2 separate regions of the Mus musculus genome follow, and region 2 is linked to region 1. A link is a contact called in ENCODE Hi-C data. All regions are on one chromosome and are shown on one strand. The core of a region is the stretch at or near the end of the contact, and the rest is flanking DNA. Distances in the headings are between cores, read along the strand shown.

Region 1 (5,556 bases), core at 1,115-3,614:
TCCCAGCACCCAGTATGTAGAGGCAGAAAGACTACAAGTCCAAGGCCAACCTCAGTTGCAGAGCAAGTCAGAGGCCAACCTGGGCTAAATGAGACCCTGTCTCAAAAGCAAAATAAAAGTAGTACTGTTAGCATTCAGATCACTAACAAGAACTGGTCCACAATTAGGGATAGATGCAGACAGAGCCCTTTTTTCTGGGGTACAGATTCACAAACATCCATTAATAAAGTAACACTAGTTCTTAAATTTTGGTTTGGTTTCAGACACAAGGACAAGGGAGTGAGGTGTATATTGTACATGTCAAAGCAGACCTGGCCTCCAGGTTTTCCCAGCATCCCCCAGTCCCTACCTGGTATATCCTGCCCTAACCCTGAACTCTCCAGCCCAGAGGCTGGGCTGTCCTTTCCCCAAGACTCTTCCTATATAATCCAGACAATCTGTGCTCTCTCTCTCTCTCCTTCCCCCTCCCTCTCCCTCCCCCTCTCCTCATCTCTCTCTGCTAGGGTGCCTTTTCTCTCTCTTCTCTCTTTCTCCCCCCCCCGCCCCCTCTTTGGCCTTGGTCTTTGGGTTCAGTGAACTCTGAACTCAGCAAACAGCTTCCCAATCAACCTGCATTTAATATATCCTAATCTGGTTTGAACTGGCTCATTACACTGGCAGAGAAATAACCTATCAATTCCCACTTGGATGAAATTTTGTGCCAAACTCTATCCTAGGCACTCTACAAGTATTAGTTCTTGCCATCTGAGCAATAATCTCAGAACTAAGTCCATTGAGAGACTAGGAGTTAGGGTCCTTTGTAGGCAGACAGGCAGGGTGTCGGTATCAGGATCTCCAAAACCCGCAGCATCACATAGGTGGGACCCAAAGACCTATTGCCAAGGCAACAGCCACCATATTCCCAGAATCCACTTGGCTCACCTCCCACCTTTACCTGTGTTAGGTCATCACCCATGTATAAAGAAAGCCCCCCCCCAATCTCTCTCTCTCTCTCTCTTCCCCTCTTCTCTTTCCGCTGCCATCTTGCCTCTTTCTCTCCCAATAAACCTCTTACTCGTGGAACTGCTTTGGCCTGGTGTCCTATGTTTAGACTTGAGCCACTATTCTAACATATCACAGGGAGAGGTGCCTCCATGGGGTAGGTAATAAAGGTTTTGAACTTCCAAGATGGCTGTCTTCTTCCTCACCCTCTGAGCTGAGACAAAAGCCTGGTAGCTTAAAACAAAGGCCTTGTAGGCTTTTGTCTCCCACCATCAGGCTAACCAAATTCAAGGCCAGATCCCAACAAGCTACCAACCGTTGTGGGCCCATCAACCATCCAATCTGTCTTCAAGCTAACCAGATCTGAGTTAGGGGAGGAAAGCTCTTCAGAGTGCTTCCCCCTCCCCCCTCCCCAGGCCTTGAGAAGAAACTGGATATATGGGCTTTCGAAGTCCCCACTCTCCTTCTCTGTGTGCCCGCTGGTGGGCTGCGTTTCCTTGCGGGAATAAGCACCCTTCTTTAGCTGCTGATTTTTTCTGAGGTGTTTAAGATCTCTCGGGCGCTTATGTTTTTTTGTTTTGTTTTGTTCTGTTTTCCCCTGCCTTTTAGATCCTTAATTGGCAGAGAAAACAAACCCTATCAAGACCCTTAGGCTCTGTCGCCTAGGTGACAATCTTTATCTGACTGAAGAAGGAGGAATCTGGGAGGTGCAGATAAGCTAATTGTCCCAAGGACAGAGAACTCAAAAGCCTGGAAGTATCAGTTAAGTGCAAACCATTTTCCTCAATAACTCCTGTTGCTAACTAGTATAGCTCCCCTTTCTTTGTTATTCTGCCGGCATCTCAGCAGCCCTAAAATAAAACTGGTTTTGGGAGACCCGTGACTCATCGAGGGAGGAGGGACTTTAGCACCTGCCCAGCCAGCAGCAGCTTTAAAGATTATTTGGAGAGCCCGCGGGGCATTGAGTAAGCACTTCAATCCTGTAGAGTCCTGACCTCATCCCAAGCTCCCCACGTCGGCTTCCCAGGCTCCTCTTGACTTCACTCACTGTTCTGGCTTCCAGTGCTGACCCTTTGGAGGGTGTATGCTAATTTTCTTAGGCTCTGAAGCTGTGTGCGCCCACCCCTCCCCCAGCTGAACTCAAACTGGCAGGAGATCGCTCCCAGGAAAGATGCAAGAAATAAGTTGAGGTGAAGGAGAGAGGGTGAGAGAGTTTGGAAATGATGCCCCGTGGATGGAATTCTGCTCTTGCCTCTCTGGCACACTCTGGCCTTTTCCATAGGCTTCTCTAAGCGCCCTGAGCTACTCAGGACACCTTCACTATAAGAGCAGATGCCGCCAGCTGCTTTCCACTTGGCTCAACCCATTTATAGTTCAGACCTTGGCTTCCACCGCAAAGCAGGAGGTATCCTGGGAGAACAAAGAGGCTTCTTAAATGATCTTCAAAACTACCTGTCCTAGGGTTAAGACACTAACATTCTTCACACCTGGGGGAGGGGGAGAGTCATGTGCACCTCCCTAAGGCTCTGTTCACTTAGGAGACACCGGGCTGGAACTTAAGTAACTGGACGTTAGTGCTGAGAGTCCCAGATACTTTGCAGCTCTCAGAAGAGCTGGGTAAGACAGGTAGATAGGATCCTAGCCAGTGCATGGCTATTTTTCCAGAACTCAAACCTGAACACAGAACATAGCTATTTACTCTTAGGGGGCTCATACGGGGAAAATAACTGTAATTGTCCACCCAGTGGAAATAAAAATCAATAGCTTTTCTAAATGTGAAAAAAAAAAGGAAGAAAGAAAACAAAGCATGCTATCTTCTGTTAACACAAACATGTTGTGTTGCACACAGGAAATGCGTATTAAGATGTGGCATCTATTTTTAAAACCAGTTCTGAATCCTGGCATTTCTATCAAGAAGCCAATGCACTCTTCATTTTGTAAGAGGTAAGGAGTTAAGGTGACACTTTGTTGCCTTTGCTTATTGTAGTCATTTTTTTTAATTCCAAAATTGTTACATTTTCTGAGTTGGACAAGCCCTCCGGCCCTTTGGGCTTTATAAATATGACAGCTTTTGGAATCAGCCAGAGAGGAAAGGTCCAGGATTGCTAGCGGATCTAAACTCTAAAAAACCAGGCTAGCAGCAAAGCACTTTCACTTCCTGCCTTCCGCAGCCTCTCCCTTTTCCCTTGAATGCACAGCAGGGCTCACTACAAACTCTTCCTTCAAATGTTAATGATCAGTGCACAAAAGCAAAACAGGATCAAACTGGTTTGTGGTACTTGGCAGCAGCTGGGAATTGACCCCTCCCCACTTCTTCCGGGAGTTTCCCAGACTCCCCTTCCTCTGTCTTCCTCCGCCGTCTTCCAGGAGTGCCTCCCCTTCCCCCCCACACCCCCCCAGGTCTCCCTGCAGTCACTCTGCAACCTGGTGCCTTGACTTTCACACAAATCCAGACACTCCTGGGGATATTGCCAGGTCTCTGTAGTCACTGCGGGGATTCCAGTTAAAACCCAGTTGATCCCACCTCTTAGTCCCAGTGGGAATACCTGTGGGTCCTCAGAATTCTCACAACAGATGGGTGGTATAGAGGTGTCAAACTAGTGACAAAATTAGCCTTCATAACCATAAAACTAGTAAGTGATAGAAGAAAGATTTAACCCAGAACTGTGGAACCTTGTGTCCAGGTCCTGACTCCTTTCCACATGGTCCCTTCTGGAGTGTGGAGAAAGGCAGCATTTCTGATTCCAAGAGGCAGGGGAGGTGGGTCGGAAAGAGCCTATCTCAGATCTCACCCTGAGGGCTAGTGTGTGCGTGTGCGTGTGCGTGTGCGTGTGTGTGTGTGTGGCGTGTGTGTATGATGTTGAAGAGGTCAGCTCAGCCGTTAGAAAATTTCACCGGACCACTCACCCCCCCTACCCCCTTCCTGGAAGAGGCAGGTCAGAGAGCAGCACAAAGGCAAGAAGGGAGAGGCTAAGTAAGCCCCTATTTACCTCATTCCCTAAAGACCAGTCTAAAGGACGCACTATTCCACCAATCCTCCCTCTCTCTCTCTCTCTCTCTCTCTCTCTCTCTCTCTCTCTCTCTCTCTCTCTCTCTCTCTCTCTCTCTCTCTCTCTCTCTCTCTCTCTCTCTCTCTCCTCTCTCCTCTCTTTTTGGTTTTTCGAGACAAGGTTTCTCTGTATAACCCTGGCTGTCCTGGAACTCACTTTGTAGACCAGGCTGGCCTCAAACTCAGAAATCCGCCTGCTTCTGCCTCCCAAGTGCTACATGCACCACCACGCCCGGCTTCCTCCTCTCTCTCTTGTTCTATTGTTCTCTTCCCTGCTTGTTCCCTGTCCCCTCACGCTTCCCCTCTCCCCTGCCCCCCCCCCCACCCTGTGTGCTCATGGCCAGCCTGTACTTTTCTCCTCTCTCTGCCTTTCTCTGCTTCTATTACCCTCTTAACACCCCTCCCCATGCCCTGAATAAACTCTATTCTATACTATACCTTCCTGTGGCTGGTCCCTCAGGGGGAAGGGATGCCTTGGCCCACTGAGACATCCTCTTCCTCCATACCTCACCGCCCCTCCATAGAACATATTCCCTATCTCTTCATCTTTTTATAAACATACCAAGCACAGCATCAACTGAGCTACATCCCTAGCGCCCCCCCCCTTTTTAATTTAAAACAGGATTACATGATGGAGGTCTGGCTGGCCTGGAACTTACAGTGATCCTGCCTCTGCCTCCCAGATACAGAGGTTACAGGCATGTCCTACCATGTCTAGGTCCTTAAGGTTAGCTTTAGTATGACCTTTTGCTATGGCTAGTAAAAGCAATAATGCCAGCGTCTTGCATTTTGGTAGTGTTCTCTCGTGGTTTCCAAAGAAGTTTTGAGCCATTATCGCTACTCCTGAACATGTTAGAAAGCATGGTGTTAGTGTCACCACATCAGTGAAAGAGCAAGACAGAGACAAGGGATGACCCAGGGTGGGAGAGGGGTTGTTGAGTCAACAGTATTCAGGATCTGTTCCCTGGGGTGTGGCTGATAAGCTGTAGGACTGAAGGATGGCTGTCTCCACTCTAGCTCCATACCATGCACCATAGGGAGTTAACTACACATCCATATGTCACTACTGCAAACACTACCACATTGTGATCTTAGTTTATCTCTTTAGAAAAAGATTTCCAGCCAGTGGGCTTCATGCCTGTAATGACAGCACTCCAAAGGATTCAGGACAATCACTCAGCTGTGTGTCAAGCTCTAGGTCACTCTGGCTAAGAAACAAAACAAATACTGTTGACCGTATGAGAGAAACACCACTCCTAACCACTGTTTATAGTCTTATAGGTGAATCCACTGTTTCTTAAGGACCACACACACAAGAGAAGGCAACATTTCTCCTATCTATGAGAATTTGAGAAAGGGGTAGTCAAGAACCATTGTAGAAGCGGTTGTATCTCTGGTTACTGCCAGGGCTGTAAACAGGGAAATTGCATGCTAAGTAAATATTCTGATATATATATTTAAAAAAAACCCTTTTCCTCTCCACTTACGCTAAGAGGCTGTTATGAATAATTTTATAAGAAACAACA
Region 2 (5,556 bases), core at 1,594-4,093, 420 kb before region 1:
CGGTGCCCCTCCCCCAGGCCCATCCTTTTACGCGTCTTTGAAATCTGAAGCCTCCTTGTAGATTTGCAGCCTGTGATAGCAACCATCGTAAGGCCTGTGTTTAAACAGCATTCTTTGTTTAACTGCCTCTGTCTTGTTGGAGGGGGAATCCTCTTTGCTTATTTTACGCTTTTCTTGCATGACCACAGCCCCGGGCCTTCCAGAAAAAAGGAAACTTCTGTTCCCAAGAATCTGTTCAGAGATGGCCCTGCTCCCTGGAGTCCCCTCTGCCTTGCCTCCCTTCCCCTCACATGTTCCCTGATCCCTCCTGGAGCTGAAATTCTGTGAAAAGCTCTTTGATTAACATAAACCATTAATCCACTGCCCCCATTAAGTAATGCAGGCGTGGTGGAGGGGGCAGCCTTGAGTTAAGATGGGAAGCTGCAGAGAGAAAGTGGTTCCCTGCAGATAACCTGAGTACTCAGAGCCTGGACATCCAGGCTATGAGAGCCAGAGCTGCAGAGCTGACCAGGGAATCTTCGAAGCATCATTGATTGATTTGAAAGACACCAATGAGGCAGGGCCAGAACAGAACTCGCTTCTGTTTCTCATCCCTGGGAAACAAATCTGTGTTTCAAAAACCTAAGGAGTATCTATTTTTTTTTCCATGCAGGCTCATTTCTCTCTCCTATTTGCACCATGGTTGTTTTCTTTTTGAAAAAAACATGTTTGAGGCCCAGAGCAGACCTTTTGGTTGAATGTGGCATGCAACAAAATTGCTGCAAAAGTAAGATATGAATCCCTATCTTCCCATTCAAAACAAACAAACAAACAAACAAACAAGCAAACAAACCATACAAATCAAAGGCATTGCTTTCTCTACTCTGGCCTGCTGTGGTAGTGATCTTACTGGATAGTCTTTACTCTCAAATTGTCTCTGCTCCCTGATTTAGCTACAAGTACATTCCAAACTGCAAGACACAGTCATTCAGAATTTTATCTGGACACTGGGTTGGGCCAGCATGGGATGACCCAACAGAACCCTTCTTTATAAGACCATCTGTCCCCTTCAGAAAAACCATTTCTGTCAACTACCCCAAGCTTCCCAGGTGGCCCAAGAGGGATCTCTTCTATAACCTCCTGGACAATCAGTGGTCACAAGCCTTCTTGGTTGCCGTCTTGCCCACTCCCCACACATTTCCCTCAGCCTCTTCACTGTGTGTAACCTTTCCTTTCCACGACAGGGTTCTTGTTGCTTCTCAAATACATGCTGTGGCTTGTTCAGGTATAATTAGAGGTTAAGATCCAACCATGAGATTCGACAGAAGCCCCAGTTATGAGTGTCATGGGCCTTGACACCAGGGTAGACATCTGCTATCCCGTGTCATTCACATACAGGACAAGGAAATTGAAAGCTGTTTCAGAAGTGACACAGCTCCATCTGTACCTGCATTTTGAACTCCTTTTCTAACTAAAATCCCCACCGTTACTCTTCAGAATCAGCCCAGGACGCTCCCACGTTTTATTATCTCTGACTCCTCTCAATGGGAAAGAAATTAAAACAAATAGTAGCACCAGCTAACCAGCTGCTCTGAGCTGTGGCTTCCGTGAGACGCTCTGCCCTATGTATTGGGTCGTAAGCCTCACATTCAGTCCTACTTCCCGACTCATCTCATACTAGTACTCGCCCATGACCCAAGAGCAATGGGTCCTTAAGCAGGCAGAGATCTTTCTAAGGAGAAGGACTTGATCTCAGCCAAAAGGCCAAGAATCGAGTCACTGGGCATACTGGTCCTCAGTTTCTCCATCTATAGAGAAAAAGAATGGTTCTATTTTATTCTCCAAGAGAATAAGCAAGTCTCTAAGGAGGGTGGGAGTTGGCTTGGGAAGACTCATACAATAGGTTAGAGCACTTGTCCTGTTGCCTATGCCCACCCCCTGGTTTTAAGTGCTTCTCAGTTCAGAGCCATTGTTATCTACCCAGGGAATGTACCGCCCCAGAAGACACACTGCAGTTAAAAGACAGACACTTGGAAGTAGACCACACATGGCTGTATCCTAGAGTCCCCTATCCATCTACTTCACTATTTTCTCGAAATGCTGCCTTAAATGGATCTAGTGCTTCTCAATGGTTACACATAAATTGGTAGATGGGCCCTCATCTGCAAATCTCATCCAATCAGAGCTCAAGTTTGCACCAAAAGTTCACTCAATTTCAGAATATCTTAAGAGATCAATGGGGAGGAAGGGGTGTGACAACCAAGGGGGAGTCCAGTGTTCCATTGATAACGTTCCAGCAATGAGATTAGCATACCTGGGAGACATTCTAAACTCTAGGATTGTTTCCAGAGCATTCCGTGGGAACACTCTCTGCCAACCACAATAGAATATGATATTCTCCAATTTGTGTCTACCTTCTATCAAAAAGGCTTTTCCCTAGTTCTTCCTCAGGATGCCTTACGTGTTCATGTACAAAAGGCTCTGAAACCAGGATGCCTAGATTTGACCTTCACCTGGAACTGTAGACAATTACCATATTGTTTGGGGCCTAGTGGCTCTATATCAGGTTTCCCTTAAATCCCATATTGTGCCAAACATAGTTACCAACTACTCCTACCCCTCACCCCCTCACCCCCAAAATAGGCATGCTGAGACAACAAACACACATCTACACAGTGGAGTGCCCTGAAGTAACCGATGTGTTTCTTCACGTTTGCATTCTGCTGAGCGAAGTGTCTATTTTAGGTGAAATTTCTCTTGTCATCTGACCAAAGGAAGTTGTCAGGATCTCTTAGCCATAGTGCATGCCCTTTCCCTGTTTCAGGAAGCTGGCAGCTCTCCACGTCCTGTTCTGTCGCTTTCACTCTTGACTGTCCCATTCCCCTGTCAACAGTCTCTCACCAACCACACACAAACCATCGATCGATCGCCAGGGCTTCCCTATACTTTTCTCAACACCCAGATGCAGTTTAATAAGCCCAGCATTTCGAGCCACGGGGTACACAGTCTGTGTGTCTGTTAGCTCACTGATTAAACCGGTGGAGCTGGGTAGAGGAGAGAGTTGGGTAGAGTACATCTGTTCTTCTTTCACATGCTTTTTGGGTTAATATCATCTAAGGCTTGGCCTCCAGTGTGCTAGGTGTTGAGACTCTGGGCTGTATACAGATATTTAACCCTTTGTAGTGTTTCTTTGAGAACACAGAGCAGGGAGTCACAGACAAGACAGTCGTATATCTTGTATTAGGTCTCTATCAATGTCTTATTTTTCCAAGTGTTAAGCAAGTTATAATCTACAACAAACAGGTAGTACAAGAACTATGCATGACTGGGGGTTACCTGAAAGAGAATGAACTGCTTCTAGGGTGTATTAAACAGTACTTGAAAACACACACACACACACACACACACACACACACACACACACACACATACATTCATGTCTATGTTTCTTTAAATGGTCTCAACAGGAAATTGCACTAAGATATTGATCAAAGAAGAGACAGCAGCAAAGAGAGCAGGTGCCTCTCTGGAGAAGTTTGTTTCTCCAGAGCTGTTCTTTATGGGGAGCTAGGCAGTAAGTGTGTCCTCTCTGGGCATGCTAGAAGCTCTCTTTTCAGGGCCTCAGCATGCCAGAGACCAGCCTCTAAGCCAACCCTCCTGGGGGTGTTTCCTTTCTGATGGTAGAGATTTGTGACCCCGTCACACTGTCTTGCAGACTTTTTCCTTCTCTTGCCTCTGCGATAAGTCACCCAGAAAACAGGTTCTGACACCAGGAGGCCAGGGAGTTTACAGGTTCTAGTTTGAAATGGGCTGCAGGGTTGTTGCCAAGTGTTTTGAAGCTGCAAAGGATCTTTGGGGTTCTGGATCCTCCAAGGAAGCAAGACACAGAGAGAGGGTATATAGTCTCTGGCACTCCTTGTCTGTGTAAATACCTACACAGAACTGAAGGCCAGGTGCTTAAACTACAACCATTGCCCATCCTTGGCCTGTCCTACCATATTTGCATGGCCCCTAGAGCTAAGAAAATCGAGAACTAAGAAGAGACAACAGCTTTCAGGCTTTGGTTCAAACTCAGAGAAGCTTTTACACCAAGCCAAATACCTTCCCTGACACCAAGGAGATCCTGTCCCTGAGCAGCGCCCTGGTGCTCTGAGGACTGACCATCCAGACCAGAAGGGATGGTGTCATCTAAAGCCAGCCATGGCTGGGAACAGGCTCAACCACAATCTTAGAGCCAGTGGCTTACGTTTCAGAAATTTTTGAAAGGCAGTCAAGAAATGTAGCCGTCATTGCAATTAAATCAGCTATATTTTAAAGCAATATGTATTCAAAACTCATCACTTCCTACTTATTTTCTACATTTTTTTATTAGTCATGCCCTTGAGGAAAGTATGATATGCCTATTACATCTCTATTTTGGAAGTACTGTAATAATGGTGTCCCAATGACAGGGTCAGTGACATTATGCTGAGCTCATCCACAGCTGTAACAATTACAGCATGGAAAGTGACAAATACTCCAGGTCAGACTCCTCCTACCCCTATAGCACCCCAGGTATTGGTAAACATTCGCCAATGTACCACTCTCTGAAGCCATGAAGACTGTCTAACTTCCCATAACTCAGCAGTAGCATGCTTCCGTAGCATACACAGGGTCCTGGGTTTGTTGGGGAAGGAGGTGGGGCCTCCCAACGTACTGATCCAGGCCAGGTGGAGTTGAATGTCCCCTTGGGCTTGTGAGTCAGCATGACATTACTCATAAGTCCATGGGAAGGAAAGATTTAGCATGCGCTCATGTCAATACTCAAAGGCTTCTCTCCACATTCCTAATTGGTTCAGACTAAGACCAGCCATCCAGAGAACCCATTGGCCTCTGGGTGTTGTTCCTTCAGGGAGAATTGCAGTAAGTTAGCTATTTCACGCACTTTCCCAAATGTGGTTTTATAGTCTCTGCCTGACCCTGGAATACATTGAACAGACCATGTGCTCCTGATCAGGGTCTAGCTGAAGGAAAGCCCTAGAAGAGGTCCGCTTCCACCTCGGACTATAACCCCACCCGGCTTTTGGCAACTCGGTCCTGTCCTTGGTTTGGGTATATGGGTGTTAGGCGTTGTATTCTTTCTCTTTTCTATATTTAGTGCTCTGTCTGCTGTCCCACTGTGTGGTCCAGTCCCCCTGTTGTAGTGTATATCTGTGCTGCATGTGTGACCCTCAGTAACTCCCATGTCAGCTTTCTGGAGTCTCCATCAAGTTCTGCTGACCCTGCTGTGAACTCATCTTTCTGGTATGCTCCTTTGTGTCTCATTTCTGATTGCCAAAATGTTGGGCCAAGTGCATCTTCACTAAAAGTCCCGAGACGGCCATGTGTATCCTTGTGACAGGGCATGCTCTGTGTGGGATGGCTCGTGTGCAGCGTAGATCTATCACATGTGGAAGTGTGTATACATTTATATGCCAGATAACTATCATTCATGTAACAGCTGCAAAGGTATTTAATGTACATCAGATTAATAAAAGAGCATTTTTTGCTCCATTATATTCAAATAAAGATGGCCGTGTGACTGACAGTCTCTTCTAA

The links. Hi-C counts contacts between places; a loop is a spot of excess contacts on that map.
Region 2: a loop to region 1 is called in a map of T-helper 2 cell, with 2.2 times the contacts of the local background. The contact joins two enhancer-like sites. A Hi-C loop is called at or near these places in 2 of 37 maps with a recorded cell type or tissue (T-helper 1 cell and T-helper 2 cell).

What each region holds. Positions count from the first base shown.
Region 1 is chr13:95,532,044-95,537,599 of GRCm38, reverse strand. No RefSeq gene overlaps it. Among named protein-coding and RNA genes, the nearest start is that of F2rl1, 9.6 kb to the right of the region's middle. Within about 2 kb of position 2,364, at least 1 of the 3 ENCODE cell types and tissues checked has a DNase peak (open chromatin) inside an H3K27ac peak, as active enhancers do.
Region 2 is chr13:95,954,583-95,960,138 of GRCm38, reverse strand. Sv2c (synaptic vesicle glycoprotein 2c) reads left to right here. Exons shown (of 13, transcript NM_029210.1): 13 at 1-696. Among named protein-coding and RNA genes, the nearest start is that of Gm24032, 60 kb to the right of the region's middle. Within about 2 kb of position 2,843, at least 1 of the 3 ENCODE cell types and tissues checked has a DNase peak (open chromatin) inside an H3K27ac peak, as active enhancers do.